Regions from separate parts of the Homo sapiens genome. Here regions 1 and 2 are each linked to region 3. Evidence: chromatin contacts called from ENCODE Hi-C or POLR2A ChIA-PET data. All regions are on one chromosome and are shown on one strand. Each heading gives the region's core, a stretch centred on a gene start or an enhancer-like site at or near the end of the contact. The rest is flanking DNA. Distances are from core to core; before and after follow the strand shown.

Region 1 (3,711 bases), core at 1,003-3,502, 240 kb before region 3:
AGATTAAACAAATCCTAAGAACATGGTCTGGAGAGGAAAGACATGGCTGGGATTGGCAAAAGGGGTAGTGCTGCCTTGCCTTGGTGATGGTAGGGACGGTGCACTGGGGTCCGTGGGGGAACTTGGTCCTTCCTATTGTCACCTCCTCCTCCCACTGTCCTTTGTTCCTGGCTGGCGGTCAGCCGTGTGCACTCAAAAATGAAAGCACCCTAGCTCCTCTTTGCAAGGGACAGCTCTGGGGCTCTCTATGGTCACCAAGCTGCCCCCTCTATGGGTACCACAGCAAATGCAGTTGCAGAAATGGCAGCTGATGATAAAGAGAGCAGTGCACCCACAAGAAGTGACCTCGGCTTGTGATTTCCGATTCAGTTAAGCCAAGGCTGATAAGGAGAGGCGCTGCCCAGGGTGGCCACACTGCCCAGCTGCTGCTGAGTCTGGAACCTGCAGGGGCTGAGTTCTTGGTCCTTTATTCTGTCCTGGGCGTATTCGTTTCCTTCGTTCAGTCACCCATTTGCTTCATAAATAAGCCAAGCATTCTCTTAACACTCTTTCACCCTGTGATGGACGGAATAATGAACAACACTCTAGCCCCTGCTCTTTCAGGACTCATTGAGGGAGGAACAAGGCAGACATGTGAGCTGAGAACGCTAATACAAAGATGCAAGATAGAATGTGACTTCAGTCACATGAAGGGGACAGAAAAGAAGCAGTTATGGGAGGAAGGCACAGCAATAGAGTAAATGATTTACATTTCTGGACTTTTTTTCCAAATAGCTTCCTCTGCAAAATGAAAGGTCAGCATAGAACCTAGTCAAGCCCCTACGGGAAAGGATCAGTGACTTCACAGCCCCAAAGCTCTCTGAGTTGAGCCAAGTGACAAACTCCAACAGGCTTAATCCAAAAAAGAATGGAATTTATTGGATCATGTACAATGAACAGTCCAAGAGTAGATTCAGCCCCAGAATTTCAGGCATAGCTGGATCCAGCACTCAAACCCTGCTGTCAGCAATCTGTCACTCTCTAGAGCCATTTACCCATTAGGCCCAACGGGATGACAGCATAGAATCTGTGAGTTTTTCAAAGCTCTAGAAATGTGTCAGAGACTCTCCCAAATAGTGTTTGACTTCAAAATGTGAAAAAAAGAAAATGACAAAGTAGCAAATGTGTCACCATGCGGTTGATCAACTTCCCCCAGCAGGTCTACTGTTCCTGCCCAGCACTGCTCTCTCCTAATTGCCAAGGACAGCAGATGCTTCTTCATTCTCTTCACCTGTGTCCTCTCCACAATCATTGGCGTCGTTGACCATTGTCTCCTCCTTGGCATTCTGTCTTCTGCCAGCATCCCTGGCACTCCACTTTCCTCCTGCCTCTTAGGCTTGTTTTTTTGTTCTTCTCTGATAAATAATGAATGACAAGGGATGAGCCAGGAGAAGGGTTGGGAAGTGATTCCCACAGCCTGGATAGTTAAGAGACTGCAGTACTTCTGGGAGGGGCTGGAGTGAGGGGATAAAGCATGAGGTTGGAGTTTAGGGAGGGACCAGATCAAGAAGGGTCTGGCAAGTCACACTGAGGAGTTTGGCCATTCTCTTTAAAGTAATAAGGAGCCATTGAAGGTTGTAGCAGGAGTGTAACATGAATAGATTTGTGTTTCACTCTTAGAAAGAGACCTTTGGCTGTGGGGTGAAGGACCTCAGGCTATTGTAGTGTTTCAGGAGAAAGACCATGGTAGTCAGGTGAAACAGTGACAGCCATAGGGATGGAAGAAAGTGGAGGATCCATGACCTATTGACAGGGCTTGGTGCAGTTTAGATGTAACAGGCGAGGAAGAGGGAGGCGTTAGGATGATACCGAGGTTGCTGATTCTGAGGCAGGAAACAGAGAAGTGGGCTTAGAGGGAGAAATGATGAGCTCGGTTTGTACCTGTTGAGATGGAGGTGCTTGAGGGACATCTGGCTGGCCATGTCCAGGGGTGGGGGATGGTTGGTGAGTCTGGAGCTTGAGAGAGAGGTCAGGGCTCCCTGCATCAGTCCCTCCCCCGTCAACACCAGAGGGAGTCTCTTGGGAGGTGTCCCCCTCCTGCCCCATAAAATTGGTCACATTCGATCAGAATAAAGGACCTCCAGTGACCGTGGGTCATGCTTCTTTAGAAAGGATCCTCACAGCAAAATGCATTCTGGGAGGAGCTTCGAGGGCCACAAGGAAGGGGAAGGAAGAGGAGGGGACAGAGCTGTGAGACATCGAGCTTTTCTTTGCAGATCTGAAGAGCACAGTCAAGACCACAGACACCCGTGGAGGCTCCCCCAAGACATCTGCTTCTCTGGGACTGGGGACCTCGCTCAGGACCGTGGGGAGTTGGCTGAAGGACTTGGGGAGCCCAGAAGCTGCCACCGAACCAAGGTAAGTGCTGGCTTGGATGGAGATCGCCAGGCAGGCAGATCTGAGCAGAACAGATAGAGGGGTGGAACGGAGGGACCTGGAAGGGGAGCCCCTGGGGGGGCTGAAACACCCCTGGCTCTTATTTATCCAGGCTCAGGGCTGCCAGGGCCGTCTTTCTGAGAAGGGTGACCTCAGACACTGCAGGGTAATTCTGCCAAGTTAAGATTGTTTCAGCCCATTTTCACAAGATGAAAAGACACGGGACCCTGTGAGAAGGACTCTCCTTTCTTCTGGAATCCTGTACATGCTGTTAATAATAGGACTAATGATTGATGCCCGGTGCTGCAGAGTACACCCATTTTCCCATTTGATTCTCACCAGCATTTAGAGGTTGACTGGATAAGTGTTTTAGTGCCATTTTATAGAACAGAAGACTGAGGCTTAGGGAGATGAAGCAACTTGCCAAAGATTGCAGAGTGGGTTAGCAAGGAGCAGGACTCAGTGTGAAACATCTGGGTCCCAGTCTGTGCCCTTTCTGGGACATCATCTGCCCATCACTTTCCTGGGGAATTTGGTGAAAGTCATGCTGGTCTGGCTGATTCTCTTCCTATACACAAATCCAGTATCTTCTATGTGTGCCAGAGTCTGACCGAGGCCTGGTCTCTGTCCTTGAAGGGCTGACTGCTTGCAAAGAGGGTCTGAACACAGCTGCGAGTGACCAACTCAGAACCTTCAGGGTCCTCAGCGAGCCAGGAGGTGTGTGGTGTGTGCAGGATGAAAGAGACTGCAGGGTGCGGGCTCAGGGAGGGTCCCGTGGAAGGTGGTGCCTGGCTGAGGCTCAAGGGAGGACCTGGTGTGCAAAGAGGAGGCAAGAGGCACCTCAGCAATGGGGAGCAAAGTGTGCAAACCCCCAGAGGCAGGAAAGCAAGTGGGAAAGTCAGGTGTTGGGGGGAGCACAGCTAGAGGGGGTGTGTGGAGCACTCGCAGGCCGGTCCTTTTTTGTTGTTGTTGAGACAGTCTCACGCTTTTGCGCAGGCTGGAGTGTAGTGGTGCGATCTCGGCTCACTGCAACCTCCGTCTCCTGGGTTCAAGCGATTCTCCTGCCTCAGCCTCCCAAGTAGCTGGGACTACAGGCACACACCACCACGCCTGGCTAATTTTTTGTATTTTTAGTAGTAATTTTTTGTGTTTTCACCGTGTTAGCCAGGATGGTCTTGATCTCCTGACCTCGTGATCCACCCACCTCGGCCTCCCATAGTGCTGGGATTACAGGCATGAGCCACAGCGCCTGGCCCGGTCCATTTATTTATTTAGCTCTATGTGGTTTTCAAATAT
Region 2 (3,842 bases), core at 678-3,177, 170 kb before region 3:
GCACCCTGCAGGCCCCAGGACATGCCCCTCGCACACCTGCACATGTCCAGGCACATTGGAGTCTGACATCTGCCTCCCAGTGGAGATGAACCCAGGACAGGTCAGGACTGAGAAGTGGATGGATGCGCTATCCTCCACTGAGGCTGCCCACAGAAGAACCCAGGGAGGGGCAGGAGTAGGGCAATCATTAGTGTGACTGAGGTGGTTTTAAACCTGAAATGATTGCAGTAGCACTGAATTTGAGTGAGTTTACCTGGAGGAGACTAGATTTTATTTTTCCTGCCATTGGTATGATATAAACGGATTCATACCAATTTCATCACCAATCATTAGGTTTTCAGTAGATGTCTGCAGAGTTTACCAGTTTTTTAGGTTAAGTGAGGCCCCTGGGCCTGCTCCCCAACATACTCTCTACCAGCTGACAATGCAGGCAAGTCATAGGCCGAATTCCCTTACACATAGACATGTGTTGGCAAGCAGTTCCACTCCACCCCCAGCCAAATTAGGTGCTCTGAGCAAACCTTGTATGAAAAGTTTACTGAATCAGGAGCTGCACACTGGACCATTTTGAAGCAAAGCCTATAGCATCCTTCCAAAGGGTTTGGACTACTGGCATCTCTAGATTTTTTTTTTTTTTTTTTGAGACGGAGTCCCACTCTGTTGCCCAGGATGGAGTGCAGTGGCGTGATCTCGGCTCACTGCAAGCTCCACCTCCCGGGTTCATGCCATTCTCCTGCCTCAGCCTCCCAAGGAGCTGGGACTACAGGCACACACCACCACAACCAACTAATTTTTTTGTATTTTTAGTAGAGACAGGGTTTCACCGTGTAAGCCAGCATGGTCTCGATCTCCTAACCTCGTGATCCACCTGCCTCGGCCTCCCAAAGTGCTGGGATTACAGGCATGAGCCACCGCACCAGGCCATCTCTAGATTATTATAGCCTGTTCCAGCAAGAGAGGAAATGCCTTCAAAAAAATTATCTCCAATCCAGGTGGCTTGGACACCACTAATTTCACCAGTGAAAAACTATTTCTAATATCTATTATGTCCATTAGTGAAGACACTTCTGTTGATTTAAGATTGTCGACGTGCTTGTACTAGCTGTCTCTGTCTTTTTGATGAAATGCTAGCTAACCACCTCAAGTGTGTGTACTCTCAAACAGGGCACCAGACCACCCTTAGGTGTAGGTTAAAACTGTGCAGCACATACATATGGCTCTGGGGACTGCCATGTGCTGGCGATCGGCTGCAAGGAGTTCCCCTGGACGACTGCCATCAGCTGTCAGCCCTCCTTAGGGACTGTCCCAGCTGGAGACAACCATGTCACCCAAGGTCATGCCATTTCCGAGGGCAGTATGCATCCAATGAAACAATTCTAGGCCCCGGGGACAAAAATACCTGCCTTCCTGGAGCTTGGATTCTGGTGGAGACAGACAATAAACAAAGTCAACACATGAAATATAAGCCCGTAGTGCCTTGGTCAGTGATAAGTTCTAGAGAGAACGATCAAGTAGGGCAGGGGAGTGGGAGTCTTGGGGGCGGGGTGGGTACAGGGGTATGGGATTTGCGATGTCAGAGTGGACCGTGTTGATCTCTGTCTGTGGTTGGTCACTGATCAGGGTGCATTCCAGTACAGACCTGAAGAAGATGAGGGAGACAGCCTGGTGGATACCATTCATTCCATTCTGGCTCCCCCCCACGCCGACTCTGACGGTTTTACTTGCCTGAAGCAGTCCAGGCGTTTAGCTCAGGCTCCTGGGCCACATTGGCAGCCAGAGGCCAGGCGGGGCCCGAGGCCTAGCTCAGAGCGCACCCTACAGGCCCCCGGACGCGCCCCTAGCGCACCTGCGCACGTCCGGGCAGGTGGCCCGCGGAGGCGGTGGGACGTGGCAGGTGCGGCTCGCAGGTGCGCTGGCCCCGCCCCCACCTTCGCCCCCGCCCCGCCTCTCCCTCCGGGCGGGGCCCCTTTCGGTCCAACGGCAGGACCTGGGGGCTGTGGCCGGGGGCGGCCGTTGACCTGGTGACCGCGGCGCCGCCCCAGACCGGGGGCGCAGTCCCACTCGCTCCGAGCCCCGGTCCCCCAAGCCTCCCTCCCGGGTACCTGGGGCCGCGCCCGCCCTGCGCCCAGCTCCGCCCTCCGTCGGCCCAGGCCTGACAGAGCCCGGCAGCCATGAGTGCCAACCCCCGGTGGGACATCAGCAGGGCGCTGGGGGTGGCCAAGCTCTTCCACCTGGTGTGCGGGGTGCGGGAAGCCTGCGTGACCCCGTTCCTGACCCTTTACCTGAGGCAGCTGGGCTTGGCCGCGCCCTGGGTGGGCACCCTAATGGGAACCAAGCACCTAATCGCTGCCTTCTGGGCTCCCGTCTGTGCCTTCCTGGCCAAAAGCTACCGGAAAAGGAGAGCGCTTCTGATCGGCTCCCTGCTCGGCTCGGTGGGGGCCAGCCTGCTGATGGTCCTGGTCCCACCGGTAGACAAAAATCGGGTGCACTTCCCTTGTAATGGAAGCAGCGGCCTGACCAGCACAGACGCACTCCCGGGGGTCACGCTACCTGTGAACATCACCTCGGCCCAAGAGTCTGCCTCCAGCCACCCAGCCAAGAGGACTGCAGAGGTGGAAATGCCTGGCTTCAGAAACCCACCTGGTGAAAGTGACCGAGAAACTTTCCGTGATCTGCACGTCTACTTAGCGCCCTCCGTTGAAGGAGCTAGGACCACATCCCAAGCTCTCCTCCATCCTGTCACTTCGGGGCTGAAAGATCATCCCTGGGAAGTTACTTTTGAGGTGGTCAAGACAGCCCTCCCCTTGCTTCCTGGGGGGAAAGGGCCCGGGAATCCAGCCAATTTGTCAGGGACCAAGGGGAAAGCCTGGGCTTTTGACCTGTCCTTGGAGGCGTTGCGGCGGACTTTTATCCTCTCCTTGGGGTCCGTGGCGTTCTGGGAGCTGCTGACAGCGCCTCTGGAGCAGGTGGCAGATGACAGCCTTTATGAGTTCCTGGATTTTGTGGATGCCACTGACCGATACAGAAGCCTGTGGGTCTGGAGGTTGCTGGGCATGTCGGCAGGCGTGTGTGGCATCACAGCCTTGGTGGGGCAGCTGGACTGCTTCCTGATGACCAGTGGCCCCCGAGGTGTGGTCCACTTCTATGGGTACTCGGTGGTCAGCACCCTGGCCTTACTGGTGAGCATTGCCTTTCCCATTCCCATCTGTCAGCAGTGGGAGCCCAGCTACAAAAGGGTCAAAGCACTGTCCATTGTGGGGGGTGACCCCCACCTCATTCTCCTCGCCTCCACCACTGTTTTGGTAGGAGCCATCGTCAGTACTGTCCAGAACTTTCTGTTCTGGCACATGAAGGACCATGGGAGCGGCGAGCTGGTCATGGGTTTCTCGGTCGCCCTCAGCTTGCTGGGGGAAATTCTGCTTCATCCGTTCAAAGCTACATTGCTTAGGAAACTGTCCAGGACGGGCCTGGTGGGGCTGGGGCTGAGCTGCCTCGCTGGGCAGCTGCTGTACTACTCTTTCCTCTGGAGCTGGTGGTCCGTCCTCCCCATTCAGATCTTGAGTGCCATTAGCAACAGAGCTTTGTGGTGGGCTGTGGGGGCCTCAGTAGAGGACCTGGCCACTCCCCGCATGGAGAGGGCTCTGAGTGCCTTGTTCCGAGGCCACTTTTACGGGAGTGGCTGTAGCCTGGGCAGCTTTGTCGGGGGCTTCGTGGTGATGCGCTTCAGCCTGGCTGTGCTCTACCAGGCCTGCTGTGTGGCCCTGTTGCTCTGGTTGGCCTTGCTCCTGTCCATACAGCGGAGGCTGCCCCGAGAGCGGAAAATCAAGTACTCGAAGCTGCTG
Region 3 (4,124 bases), core at 1,546-4,045:
ATCCCCTTTTGAGAGATGAGGTTAAGTAATTTGTGAAAGGCAAAGTTGGATTCAAAGCCAGGTCTATCTGCTTCTAAATCCTGTGCTTTCTTCATCAAGATGGCAGCAAATTCTGGGATGAAGCTACATGGTTGGAACTGGAGTCAGAGGAGGCTGCCTGGGATGGATGATAGATATATAGTGGGGCTAGGTGTTGGGAGAAAAAGAAAGGAAAGAAAGAGATTGCAAGAGTGGTTCCATTCACAAAGAAGTTGGGAAGAGAGAGTTTGAGTAGTGGGAAAGGGTGATAGAAGAAAATAGGTTTGGTACCTTCTGCTTTTGCAGTCCCCCTCTCATCCAGGCAGTTGGACATGTAGGGCCCAAGTGCCAAAGAGCCACCAGGGGGAAAGATACATTTGGGGATATTCTCTTTATTATTAATTTCTCATCAAGACTAATGTCTTTATGGTATTTCCTTCTGGTGAACTTCCTGCCCTCCTCTTCTGATGGTCCATTGAGTTTGTGTTAAAATTATGTGAAAGTTGGCCGGGCACGGTGGCTCATGCCTGTAATCCCAGCATTTTCAGGGGCCGGGTCGGGCGGATCACGAGGTCAAGAGATCGAGGCCAACATCCTGGCCAACATGGTGAAACCCTCTCTCTACTAAAAATACAAAAATTAGCTGGCCGTGGTGGCGCGCGCCTGTAGTCCCAGTTACTAGGGAGGCTGAGGCAGGAGAATCACTTGAACCCGGGAGGCGAAGATTGCAGTGAGCTGAGAACATGCCAGTTCACTCCAGCCTGGTAACAGAGCGAGACTCCATCTCAAAGAAACAAACAAAACAAAACAAAAAAATATATATACACACACATATATATACATATATACATATATATACACATATATATGCAAAAGTTTTTGAATTATGAGAAACTACTGACTCTGTGGCTTACAGTGTTATTCGCGAGTGGATGCACTAAGCATAGAACATTGCACTGAGAAATGACTTCGGTGGCTGACAAAGTGGAGACTCAGGCCTCAGAGAGGGAGTCTTTGGTCTTCTCTAAACACATTTTAAAATTCATTAGAGGAATATCATTCATATATTTTGGAAAGTTAATTTGTACTCCATGTGCAGACTGCATTAGAAGGACAGACCTCTTCACAGAGCCAAGTCACAAGACACCTGGACACGGGGTAGTACCCCAGCAGGCAGGTGGGGGTGGGGGACCAGATGCAGCAGGACAAAGGACAAAACAGAGCCTGGTTCGGACTTCCCCAGGAAGGACTCTGCACTCAGCTGCCTTCCAGCCTCTTCTGAATTCCACCAACCCTTCCTTAGGACTTCCTGCCTTGTTTTTTGCTTAATTCACTTTTTGCCAGACTAGACGTTTCCTAGGCTTAGGCAAACACATCATTATCACATGTATTAAAATGCTCCCATAGCCTACATTAATAACTGATTAATAACTGCATCTTGCTGTGAATTTTTATGATCTTGACTTTCAGGTTTTGTATGAATAATTCATTTTGTTCATGTGATTTAGACTTTATTATATTTATATATAATTATGCAAGAGTTTTGTTGCAGTTGCCTAGATTCTGCAGACATTTCATTAAATTTTATTTACTTTGATTTTTCCAGTTTCCTTTCGTTATTTTGGGGCCACTGTTTTTCAGTCTCCAACGTTTTCATAAGCCCTAGGGGATATGACAGCGCTACAGGAATCCAGCCTTATATTCTTAAGAACCTCTCATAGCCCTTCACGTAGGGAGCTCTGATGAATGAATGAAGGAGCGACTGAACGAGTGAATGAATGAGGTGAATAAAGTTTCTTCCAAGTTTTCTCTCCAAGGTCGGTTCTCTTCTCATTCTTCTGGAATCTCAGCCTTGCCTGGAGGCTGGGCAGGAGAGCCTCTCACCCCGCTAACACCAAAACTGCGACCTTGGAGGACCGTGTCCTGCGCCTGGCGCTCGGCCGATCCCGGCAGAGTCCGCCTGGGGCCGGGGTCGGGACAGTGGCCGCAGCGTGGAGCGCAGCCGGGTCCCGGGCCAAACCCTGTGCGCATGGGCGGAGCAGCGCCCTCCCCCGCGTTCCTTCCCCCACTGCAGGTGAGTCGCAGCGCCGCGGCCCCAACCCCGCGCAGCCCCGGGGGTGACGTCAGGACTCTGGACCGCGCTCCGCCCCGCCCCTGCAGGCAACGCTGAGGGCCCGCGACTCCGCGGTGGAACCCCGTCCCGCTGCGGTACATGCCGGCTGCCGCAAGCACAGGGGGCGACCGGGCGCTCGAATGTGCTGCGGCTGCGGCGGCTGCCTGACGCTAGGACGAGGAGTCTGCAGTCAGAGCGCCAGCCTCCTGCCGCGGCCCACCTGCCCCGCGGCCCGCACAGCCAATGTCAGCGCAGCGCGCCGGCCGCCGCGGGGCCCGCACCCGCAGCCTCGCGGGATCGCCGGGCGTTCAGCCAGCCTCAGCTGTCCATCTACGCACGAGCCAGCCAATCCCGCGCCACTGCCCCGGCCGCACCTCCCGGAGCCTATGACGGGCGTAAGAGCCAGCCCATGAGATTGGGGCCTCTGTGGCCTGGGCTGGGAGCGGGAGCCAATGAGCGTCATTCCAGGTGGGTGGAGGGAGCCGGACTCGGGAAGGTAGCTTCGTTCGGGTTGCTAACGTCTTCCCTTGGAGATGGGCGCGCAAACCAACCAGTGGGTCTGGGGGCGGCGGTGATGGGCGTGGAGCTGGCCCAATGAGGGTAGGGGTGGGTGGGGCAGCCCCGAGCAGCAGTGCTAAAGGAGCCCGGCGGAGGCAGCGGTGGGTTTGGGACTGAGGCGCTGGATCTGTGGTCGCGGCTGGGGACGTGCGCCCGCGCCACCATCTTCGGCTGAAGGTGAGAGGTGCGGCTACCCGGGTCCGAGTGCACGGCCCAGGGCTGGGGGACAGTTTGTGGAGGGAGGAATGGCTCCTGGGCTGAGGGGTCCCGGGCGGCTCTGGAGGACAGGAACGGGGGACCGAAGCGGGAGCTGGGGAAGACAGAGGGGCTTCTGAGCTGTAGGGTTTGTGCTGCGGGGACCTTAGGTTAGTTTGAGCAGGGTCCTGGGCTGGGGGCACTGGGACCTCAGTGGGTGGAGATGGAGAGACTCCCGGAGGAGCGGGGAATGAAGTCCTTGTGAAACCCGCGGGGGTCAGGGCCTGGGTGTGCAGGAGGGCGACCCCTGGGGGGCTGGGGGATGGAGATCTGGGGGTGGGGACGTGAGGACCAGGTTCTCGGTGGGTGGGATCCCTGGGGGCGCGAGGTCGAGGGGCTAGTGTCCCGGCGGAGGTCTCGGCGTGCCCCGCGAGCCAGTGTCTGCCTCCCAGGAAGAGAGGGGATTCTAAGCGGGGCTGGAAAGCGCAGTCCCGGCGGTAGGGTGGGGGGGCGCTGGGCAGGAAGGGCCCCTGCGTGGGTTGCTGGGTGGGTTAGGCCTGGCGCGACCGGTCCCCCGCAGCACCAGAGGGGTTCACCATGGGCTTGGAAGGCGGGCGGCGCGCGCCCGACCCGTGGGTGGAGGGACAGGAGGGCATTGGCTCTGCGCGGCCGGGGAAGCGCGCGGCGGGTGAGGGGCTCCGGAGCCGGCCGCGGGCGTGGGGAGGGTCGGACTCCGCCGGCGCCGGGGAAGGAGCGCGGGAGGAGGGCGTCCTGCCGCGCCCTCCGTGGAGCGCCTAGGCCGGGGGTGGACGCCCTGCGAGGCCCAGGCGGTTTGAGGGGGCGAGGCGGGAAATGTGGCGGGGCGCGCTGCAGCAGGACGGCCGGGGGGAGGGTCAGCACTCGCCTCGGGATCCCTTTATTGTGTAAGCGAGCTGGGAATGGCTCGCCGCAGTCTCTTCATTGCCTTCTGCAGTTGGGGGTCACACCCTGATCCCATAAAATCGGACTGGAATTGGTTCGGAGGGAAGTTGAAGCCGCGGAGTCCTGGCATTTGTGGGGGCTTTGTGGGCCTGTGGTGGGCGGATGCGGCCCTGGGAAGCGGGAGGCCCCCAGCCAGGCCTGTTTGGAACTAGGGCCTTAGGAAGGAGGTTGGCGACTCGGCGGGTCAGACCGGGCTGGTGAGGTTTGGATAACGTGGCCTCTGCCTACAGCCGTTATCTCTGTTTCTTTAGGGCCTCTG

The links. Hi-C counts contacts between places; a loop is a spot of excess contacts on that map. ChIA-PET counts read pairs that join two places held with the same protein, here RNA polymerase II (POLR2A). Pooled maps may share reads with other maps.
Region 1: a pooled map shows a loop between it and region 3 (2.7-fold over the local background). The contact joins the promoter of PIK3R6 here to the promoter of MYH10 in region 3. A Hi-C loop is called at or near these places in 4 of 50 pooled maps. POLR2A ChIA-PET finds 5 or more read pairs at or near these places in 2 of 52 experiments (BJ and OCI-LY7).
Region 2: POLR2A ChIA-PET joins it to region 3 with 14 read pairs in WTC11. The contact joins the promoter of MFSD6L here to the promoter of MYH10 in region 3. A Hi-C loop is called at or near these places in 1 of 168 maps with a recorded cell type or tissue (MCF 10A), 1 of 37 single-sample maps with no recorded cell type and 3 of 50 pooled maps. POLR2A ChIA-PET finds 5 or more read pairs at or near these places in 2 of 52 experiments (both WTC11).

The regions. Positions count from the first base shown.
Region 1 is chr17:8,866,215-8,869,925 of GRCh38, reverse strand. PIK3R6 (phosphoinositide-3-kinase regulatory subunit 6) reads left to right here and starts at 2,252. Exons shown (of 20, transcript NM_001010855.4): 1 at 2,252-2,397. LOC107985071 (a long non-coding RNA gene) reads right to left here and starts at 2,152. Exons shown (of 2, transcript XR_001752787.2): 1 at 1,921-2,152; 2 at 893-1,394. RefSeq lists enhancers at 2,124-2,273, 2,304-2,483.
Region 2 is chr17:8,797,450-8,801,291 of GRCh38, reverse strand. It overlaps MFSD6L (major facilitator superfamily domain containing 6 like), which reads left to right and starts at 1,927. Exons shown (of 1, transcript NM_152599.4): 1 at 1,927-3,842. The coding sequence starts at 2,172. RefSeq lists a silencer at 1,794-1,853.
Region 3 is chr17:8,629,396-8,633,519 of GRCh38, reverse strand. MYH10 (myosin heavy chain 10) reads left to right here and starts at 2,795. Exons shown (of 43, transcript NM_001256012.3): 1 at 2,795-2,866. RefSeq lists enhancers at 1,095-1,389, 2,088-2,865, 2,866-3,643, 3,644-4,124 and a silencer at 1,924-2,603.